Linked DNA regions of Homo sapiens: region 1 is linked to region 2. Evidence: chromatin contacts called from ENCODE Hi-C or POLR2A ChIA-PET data. All regions are on one chromosome and are shown on one strand. The core of a region is the stretch at or near the end of the contact, and the rest is flanking DNA. Distances in the headings are between cores, read along the strand shown.

Evidence for each region. A loop is a pair of places that touch in the nucleus more often than their neighbours do. ChIA-PET counts read pairs that join two places held with the same protein, here RNA polymerase II (POLR2A). Pooled maps may share reads with other maps.
Region 1: POLR2A ChIA-PET joins it to region 2 with 12 read pairs in WTC11. The contact joins two enhancer-like sites. A Hi-C loop is called at or near these places in 4 of 168 maps with a recorded cell type or tissue (CD14-positive monocyte, astrocyte of the cerebellum, heart right ventricle and 1 more) and 3 of 50 pooled maps. POLR2A ChIA-PET finds 5 or more read pairs at or near these places in 10 of 52 experiments (AG04450, B cell, BJ and 7 more).

Annotation. Positions count from the first base shown.
Region 1 is chr14:74,639,893-74,644,429 of GRCh38, forward strand. No RefSeq gene overlaps it. Among named protein-coding and RNA genes, the nearest start is that of LTBP2, 30 kb to the left of the region's middle. Within about 2 kb of position 2,284, at least 2 of the 41 ENCODE cell types and tissues checked have a DNase peak (open chromatin) inside an H3K27ac peak, as active enhancers do.
Region 2 is chr14:74,591,808-74,596,514 of GRCh38, forward strand. The region is part of intron 2 of LTBP2 (latent transforming growth factor beta binding protein 2); the gene reads right to left. Among named protein-coding and RNA genes, the nearest start is that of LTBP2, 18 kb to the right of the region's middle. Within about 2 kb of position 3,309, at least 16 of the 41 ENCODE cell types and tissues checked have a DNase peak (open chromatin) inside an H3K27ac peak, as active enhancers do.

The sequences.
Region 1 (4,537 bases), core at 1,034-3,533, 47 kb after region 2:
GCACCACTAAATTCCAGCCTGGGCAACAAAGTGAGACTTTGTCTCAAAAAACAAACAAAAAACCAAAACAAAACAACAACAACAACAAACAAACAGAAAAAATACCAAATTACCCTCATAACATGCTACAATTTCCACACTATTTCACTGGTTAACTGATGGTTCTTCAAGCCCAGAGATAATGTGAGTAAGCCCGTAACCCAGTGCCTGGCAAGAGATGCGTTGTTGCTGCAATTATCATTAAGAGACCTCTTCCTGTGTTCACATCAGCAAGTCATCCCTGATACCCTTGGAATAAAGCAGTATGAAATTAAGTACTAATTGAATGGTTGATATCAATAGCTATTGATAAGTAATATTTATTAAGCAGCTACTGCATGCCAGATTTTAGTCTATATAGCTTTACACGCATTATCTCTTTTAATCTTTATAACAACCCCATGAGATAGGAATTATTGTTACTCCCTCTGTTTTAAAGACAATGAAACTAAGGCCTGGAAGTACTAAATAATTTGCTTATGGTCACACAACACCCAGATGGCGGGAGTGGGATTTGAACCCAGACAGCTAAGTTCAGAACCTGCACCAGTAACCTCTTTCCTCTCCTGCCTCCCGTGATGGGTTTGACAATAGGATACAGAGGGTCAAAGAAAGAAGATGTCCTTGTGTGCTGGGGGAGTTGGGGGAAGCTTCCTGGAGGGAATGGGCTCTACTGGACTTGAAAGAAGGACAAGAGAAGTGAAGCAAAACAGACATCAATTTTAGGCTGGAAGATGATCCTGAAGTCTCATGGGACCCAAAAATGGGACATCAGGAGAGCTCTCATCTTTGGAACATGAGGGATTGCTTATCCTCTGAAGCAGTGTCATTTGGCCAACTTGTCAGTCCAAGGAAGGACTCAGAGCTTATCAGGAACCTGTGGGGTCTGCACTGGGTCTGTAGCATCAAAATAGAGGAGGAGGACAGCAACAGATCTCCTGGGAGGCCCTGGGGATAGGGCCAGGATTAGATCAACTCCCTGCCATCTCCATACTGATCACAGGATTTGCTTAGAGGAAGTTGTGTTTGGTTTGCTGTGACCATGGCAGGGTTGCCCCAGCAGGTATGGATGCAGAGGGGCTCAAGGACCCACAAGTCTGTAGGAGTTCACAGAAATCTTAGAGAGAAGCTTCAACTTCACTTAAGCCACAAAAATATTGGGGGCTGGGGAAGAATTAAATTCCAGGCTAGGTAGGCTCCCAGCTGACACCATGTTAGAGTCTTCCCGCCCACCACCCGCCAAAGGCATGTCTGGGAGGGCCAAATGAGACATACCTGGCACGTGGCAAGTGCCCTTAAAGGTTCAGCAACTGGCTGGGCGTGGTGGCTCACACCTGTAATCCCAGCACTTTGGGAGGCTGAGGCAGGCACATCACCTGAGGTTACCTGAGTTTGAGACCAGCCTGGCCAACATAATGAAACCCCGTCTTTACTAAAAATACAAAATTTAGCTGGGTGTGGTGGTGCATGCCTGTAATACCAGCTGCTTGGTGGGAGGCTGAGGTGGGAAAATCACTTGAATTCGGGAGGTAGAGGTTGCAGTGAACCGAGATTGCACCACTGCACTCCAGCCTGGGCGACAGAGCAAGACTCTGCCAAAAAAAAAAAAAAAAAAAAAAAAAAAGATTCAGCAACCTTCTCCAGGCCCCATCTTTCAGAGCTCACTTGCTTGGCTGTGGATTACAAATCTGTCAACCAGACTCCCAGATGCCACCTGCTACCTGTTTGTGAACACGCACATCTTCCTGCACAGTCCCCTGTGTGAATATGTGTTACAAACCTTTCCAGGAAGCAGAGTTAAACTGAGAAGATTCTATCTGTTCGGGTCCCAGCGGCCCACAGTATGGCCTCCCTGGACTTAAAGTCTAGAATGACTTTGCATGGATTGAGATGCTATGAGGGTGGAGTGTTATGAGAGCTTGCCAAGCTGAGACTGGCTGGGGAGGGGACATCACAGGTACTCTTAGGAGGCCTGAGAATCCGAACAAAACGGTATCACTAGGCAGAATGTGGCCGAAGCTACTAGTTGGGTGCTGAGCATAGTTCGGCAATTTTGTGAGCATATTTGTAAGAACATATATGTTTATCAGTAGAAATAATGCACTGTCTGGGTTGACTGGCTCTGTTTGTGTACATTCTTGGATCCCAGAGAGCCCTGGGGAGCAATACATCACACAAGCATTTCTCGCCTGAGAGCTGGTCAGAGGGATCATTCCAGGGAAAGCTGGGCTGGTGTTGACCAGCTGAGGTCTGAGAGAGAACATGTGTGCACCCCAAGGCCAGGCCTGGCTCTCATAAGCACTGGTGGAATTTCTGAGTGCATCAGTTACTCTGCACCTGTCCCTTTACACTTAGCCCCAGCCTGGCCTGGCCCGGCCCAGCAAGTCTGCAGCCAGAGGTAGCCTGGAAAGAACTGGCCAACGCTTTCGAGAACCAGGCTGAGGCCAGAAGGCACGCAAAGCCTGAAGGATTCCTCTCTGCTCAGGATCCCATGTGAGAAGTCTGGGGCTCCTGTCACGTATGTTCTCAGCTGTCACCGCACAGCTCACTTTCTTTTATCATGGCCACGTGTGTGCATGTTTTGCTCTCCTACTGCACTTCAAGCCATTGTTACTCAATGTGTGGTCCGTGGGCCCATAGCATCAGCGTCAACCAGGAGCTTGTTAGAAACACAGAATCTCGGGGCCCATCACAGACATATCAGATCACAATCTGTATATTAACAAGAACCCCAGTGATTTGAATGCACATTAAAGTTTGAGAAACACTGCTACTTGAAAGCAGGAGTGAACCTTGTCACGGTGATCTTTGTACAACTAAGCTTTTGTATCCCAGATGCTTGGTGGTAATTAGGTGCTCAATAAATACATGTTTTAACATTTCATTTTGAAATAATTATAGACTTAGAGAAGAGTTGCAAAAATAGTACAGTGATGTATGTGAACCACTAATACTAACAGCTTACATAACCAGAGTACAATTACCAAATTAACATGGGAAATTAACATAGGTATCATTAACCAAACTACAGGGCCTTTTCTAATTTCCTCTGTTTTCCCCATGTCCCTTTTCTGCTCTCAGATTGCTCAGGGTATTTAGTTGTTGGGTCTCCTTAGTCTCCTCTAATCTATGGCAGCTCTCTAGTCTATCCTTGTCTTTCATGACCTTGACTCTTTTAATGAGTACCCCTCAGTTATTTTGTAGTCTATCTTTCAACTTGGGTATGTCTGCTGTCTTCTTGTGATTAGATTGAGGTTATACACAGAATAGAGGTGATGCTGTGACCTCAAGGCATCGTCTCAGGGGATACGTAATGTCAACACATCTTATTCCTGGTGATGTTAATCTTGATCTCTTAGTTAAGCTCATATATGCCGGATTTCTCCACTGTTTCTCCACTCTAAAATTACTACTATACTTCCCTCTTTAGTTAATAAGTATATTGGGGAAGATAATTTGAGACTGTGCAAATATCCTGATTCTCCCACTGATTTGAGTGGCCATCACTGGTGGATCTTATCAACAACTTTGTTTTTGTTTTTGATTTTTGTTCCTGGCCGACAATTATTACTATTGTGTCTGCATAGTGGTGATTCTGTATTTCCCTCCTTTCTTCTATATTTATTAATTGAAATTCTTCTGCCAAGAAGAGTTGTTACTTCTTCCCCATTTTTTTAATTCAATTGCTTATTTCAGTAGGGGCTCTCGGGTATTTATTGTATCCCAGGGGTTATAATTCAATGTTATCATTATTTTATGTTCTTGCTTAAACCGTTCCAGCCACTGGGAGCTCCTACAAGTTGGCTGTTGTGTCCTTTCAACATGCCCATCTTTTTCCGAGTACTTCCTTATTCCCTGGTACCACAAGATGTTTCAGACTCATCTTGTTCCATATAGTTTGAATGAATGAATGGGAGAATGAAAAAATAGGCTGTATGTATAAACTCAGCCTTCCTGTGATTCCCCAACTAAGAAGCTGTATTTAATTCAATTCTCAGCTGGGAGGAAGAACGCATGTTCAGATGCCCCATAGAATCACTCACCTCCAGCTGGACATGGTGGCTCACACCTGTAATCCCAGCAGTTTGAGAGGCTGAGGCTGGTGGATCACCTGAGGTCAGGAGTTCAAGACCGGCCTTGCCAACATAGTGAAACCCCATCTCTACTAAAAATAAATAAATAAATAAATAAATAAATAAATAAATAAATAAATAGCTGGGTGTGGTGGCACGCACCTGTAGTCCCAGCTACTCAGGAGGCTGAGGCAGGAGAATCGCTTGAGCCCTGGAGGCGGAGGTTGCAGTGAGCCAAGATCATGCCATTGCACTCCAACCCAGGCGACAGAGCAAGACCCTGTATTTAAAAAATAATAACAAACAAAAAGCAACAGAATCACTCACCTCCACTGTTCTGTGAGCCTCGAGTAAAGCTGGAGAAACTTTTAACCTAAAGACAAAGGAAACTGTATCCGTGGAAACTGTAGGCTGGAAAATTGGCT
Region 2 (4,707 bases), core at 2,059-4,558:
TCAGGAAAAGAAACACTTTCCTGGGTTGTTTCTTTTTCATAGGCTATATTTTTCCCATCTAAAGAGTGTCTTTTGAGATGATGTCTTTTCTACATTTTTGGAGTTAAAATGTTCTTTTTAATTAAAGGTGATGACAAGTGGTAATTAGTTTTGTTTTTTGTTTTTTCCTGATGGCTTCACTTGGAAAAATGAAAAGCTGGCCACTGCATGTTGGTACTTAAGATATTTTTGGAAACATTACTGATGCATGAAGTCCAGTGACCCTTCGGGAGGGAGGGGCAATCGTGGTTGTGTGTCCTTTTGTTTAAAGGAGACTGAAGTGAAACATTCCTATGCCAAATGAGCATGATTTCAAAACTTAAATATCCAAAAGGAAATCGGCCATCTCAGAATCTCCAGTGGCAGAGGCTATTGCTTAGAGCAAAGAAGGAAACGCTGAGGTCCCAGGAGAGGCAGTTCCATGCGGTGCTGTGGGAATTTTAAGAGAGAAAACCTCCATCCATGGTGGGCCAGCGAGTCTTCATGTTTTGCCCTTGGAGTTTGATGCCTCCAATTTTTCCTCAATAGTAGAGATCCTAGAGGTGGGTGCGGTGGCTCACGCCTGTAATCCCAGCACTTTAGGAGGCTGAGGCTGGAGGATTGCCTTAGTCCAAGGGTTGCCCAGCCTGGGCAACAGACCAGGCCTTATACTTATATATTTTGTAGAGTGGGACCCCATCTCTACAAAAAAAACTTTAAAAATTAGCTGGGTGTGATGGTGCACACCTCTAGTCTTAGCTACTTGTGAGGCTGAGGTGGGAGGGATCACTTGGGCTCAGGAGTTTGAGGCTGCAGTGAACCATGATGGTGTCAGTGCACTCCAGCCTGGGCAACAGACCAGGCCTTATACTTGAGAAATCAACCTAGTATGGGTTATGTGGTTCTAATGAATCTCCACTTGATTATTGGTCCGTTTATCAAGCATGATACCGCGATGTCCACATTTAGCCTGCGGGAGTTGATCTGCAGAAGACGGAATACCCCCCAGCCCCTGGGACAGTACCCTCGGACAACCGGAAGACTACACTGTGACGAAGCCTCCTCGCTTGCCAATGCCAGTCTCTAGCCATTCGTAATTTGGGCTCCTCCAGGACCCTTTCTTTTCCACACCCCCCTGGCCCGCTCTTCACTGAGCATTAGAGAGGTGGAAAGTCCCAGCTTTGGGTGTTCCGCTCTGTGGAGTCAGCAGGACGCCAAAAGAGGAAGAAAACTCCTGAAATTGCTTTAAAAGCAAGAAATAAAAGGCATTGTTCCCCTAATCTCCCCATGTTCCTAGCTGAGCCCCTTCTCCCTTCACTCCACCCCAGAACAGTCAACAGAGGTTTGCTCAGATTTTCCACACAAAACCCCTACTTTTGGGAAGGGACCAAACTCAGAATGGGCAGGCCTGGGAGAGATTCTAGAAACAGCCCCTCCCGACCACCCCATGCAGGCTGCTCCTACCATCTGCTCAGAGCCCCTGCTCATTGGCTACTGGGTAGTAGCAAGAACACGGGGTCGGGGGCAGGAGGATTGGTTTGGTTTGACCCCAGCTCTGCTACATCTCAGCTGCATGACCTTGGACACATGTCATCTCGCTGAGATGTCTCCACCAGTGTGCCAGTGGCCTCGTCCACGATATGGGGCTGATAATTCTTGCTTCAAAGAGCTGTTGTGAGTGTCAGCTGAGCACCTGGACGTGGGTGTACTTTGTACTCTCTAAAGCTGTGCTGTTCAAGAGAGTCTCACACTGTAGCCACGAACTGTATGTGGTTATTTAAATTTAAATGGATTCAGATTAAATAAAATTTAAAATTCAGTTCCTTCAGTCTCACAAGCCATATTTCAAGTGCTCGATACCCACATGTGGCTCAGGGCTACCACACTGGACAGCAAGATATAGAACATTTCCATCATCACAGGAAGTTCCACTGGCCAGCACAGCAAAGCCTAAAACAACAACAAAACTAACCACTCCCCCAGAGGCCAGATGGCCTCTGAGCTTCTTGGCTATGACCCTTTCCCCAGGAAAGGGCAATGTCAACTCAGGCCCTCAGGATAAAAATCCAATCTAGCTTATAGGGCTGTTGTGAGGATTAAAAATGAACAATATGAAGCGCTTAGAATGGTACCTGGCGCACAGTAAGAGCTATCACGTTCATATCATTCATCCCCAAAACCAACTCTATATAGATTGTTATGCCCATTTTATGGACGAGGCCCTGTGGCTAGAAAAGGCCCAGTCACTTGCCCCAGGACACAGAGCTGGGACTCAAACACGTCTCCAGGGATCAAGCCCTGGTTACAGAGATAAACAACCAAGGGCCATGGTGCTGGGTGGGGACTGCTTTCTAGGTGTCAAATATAGCCAGGCCCCTCCCCACTGCCACCCTACCCCCCGGGCAAGGCGTTTGTCATCGGCTCTCTCTCCTGGGCCCCAGAGACACCTTTGCCCTCCATCTATGACCCGTTAGATAGAGGAGGCACCAACTTCAGGGTGGGCCCCTTTAGCCTCTCCCTTCCTCAGTGGCTTCCAGTGCCACCCGCTCTGGTCTGGGGGAAGAACTTCAACTCCAGACTCTGGGCCCAGCCCCCCATTCCTGAAGCTCAGCTGCTTCCCAGGTTAAACCTCCATTTTCCCTAAAATCTGTGCCAGTGGGATGCTAAGACCCTATCCACTGAGCCACCCGATCCCCTCCTCAGGCCGGGGCCCTGTCCCCTTTCACAGCTAGAGGCCTTCGCAGACGGGACAGTTTGCACCTCATCCACAGTATTTACCTCAGACACCCCTGGGCATCCAACTTGGGACCCTCACCTGGAGACCTCAGTTTGTCCCTGGAATCTGCTTACTGGGGGGTCCACCTGTGGCCCTGAGCTGTTTCTCCACAACCTTGACTTTTGGTTTCCACAGGAAGGAGAGGGACCCTGATGTCAGAGATCCCCTAGCCCAGGGAATCCCTGTCTGGCTCACACCCACACTCGGAATCCACCCTCGGAATCCACCTCAGAATCGCTCTCTCCACTCTCAAGCTCTGCCCAGGGGCTGTGTCTCCCAGGCCCTGACTGAGGACCCGAGCCCCCAGGCTGTGGGAGAAGTCAGGGCCTCAGGGGCTCACCCAGCTCCCACACAGCTGTGCCAGGACCATGGCTCAGGACGGCTGGAAACTGCACTGGGGCTCAGGGGCCGGCCAAGTGCCCAGCTCCAAAATAGCAGTTGTGTTCGCATAAAACCTCCTAATGAGAGAAAGATGCCGTTCTTGGCCCCTCACTTGCTCTCTGCAGACGCTGTCTGGCAGACCAAGCGGGCCTCTACCGTTTGGGTTTGGCGGCTGGAGGGGAGGAAGGGGAGGTGTGAGTCAGACCTTGGCCCCCAGCCCTTCAGCATGGACCGCCCTGTTAATTGCATTAACAAATGCTGCAACACTGGGCCAGGTCAGGGCTGGGGAGCCGCGGGGCCAGGGGCTGGGGCAGAGAGCAGCCCCAATCCCACCGGCTCCAGCAGGCATGAGGAGGAAGACTCTGGGCCCAGCTCATGGCCCAGGGCTGAGAGGCCTAGGCTCCTCTCCAGCTGCTGCCCCAAAGCAGAGAAGAGTTGTCTGTCCATCCCCACAGTCCCAAGGCTTGTCTGGGAGGAAGCCTCAGTGCCAGAGGGGCCCCAGAGGTGAGACAGGCTGGGAGGGGTCCCTGGGGATGAGTCTTTTCCAGAGAAGCAGCTTCCAGGGGAGACAGTTCTAGGCTGGAGTGGAGCCAGCCATCCTCCCACAGCAGCACCAGCCCCGCGCCCAGGCCCAGGATGGTCGGGAAGGATGAGAACACCACCCCAAACACTGACAAATCAGAGAGGCCAGGGCAGGGGCATGAAGGACAGTTTGGCCCTGCAGTCGGAGACCCATGTTTGAGTTCTGACTGTGGGATCTCACCTGGGGCCAGTTTCATCACCTCTGTGAGCCTCAGTGTTCTTCTCTAGAAAACAGTAATGCATTCAAACGCACGATTTGCCAGGATGGCAAACAAGAGAGACTGTCCTTTTGGGGCTTACAATTTAGTCAGAGGGACTGTCACTCAATAGGTAAACAAAGAAGTGGAGCAGGATGGGCGTGGTTGCTCATGCCTGTAATCCCAGTACTTTGGGAGTCCGAGGCGGGTGGATCACCTGAGGTCAGGTGTTCAAGACCAGTCTGGCCAACATGATGAAACGTCTCTACAAAAATACAAAAATTAGTCAAAACGTCTCTATAAAAATACAAAAATTAGTCAGGCGTGGTAGCACACACCTGTAATCCCAGCTACTTGAGAGGCTGAGGGAGGAGAACTGCTTGAACCTGGGAGGCCGAGATTACAGTGAGCCGAGATTGCGCCACTGCACTCCAGCCTGGGTGACAGAGCCAGATGCTGTTTCAAAAATAAATAAATAAATAAATAAATAAATAAATAAATAAAAATTAAAAACAAAGAAGTGGAGCAGAACTTGGTACGTGAGGGATGGAGGAGACAGTCGAGGGCCCAAGATCCAGAAGAACAAGGCCGGTGGGGGCCACTCAAGCAAGAGTGGCCAGGGCAGCCCCTCTGAGGAGGACACCTCAAAACAGAGACTGGGTAGATGACAAGGGCCAGCCGCACAGAGAGATGACGGGGAGCAGACACAGAGGCAGCAGCATGTGCACCAGCCTAGAGGCCAGTGGCCCAGGC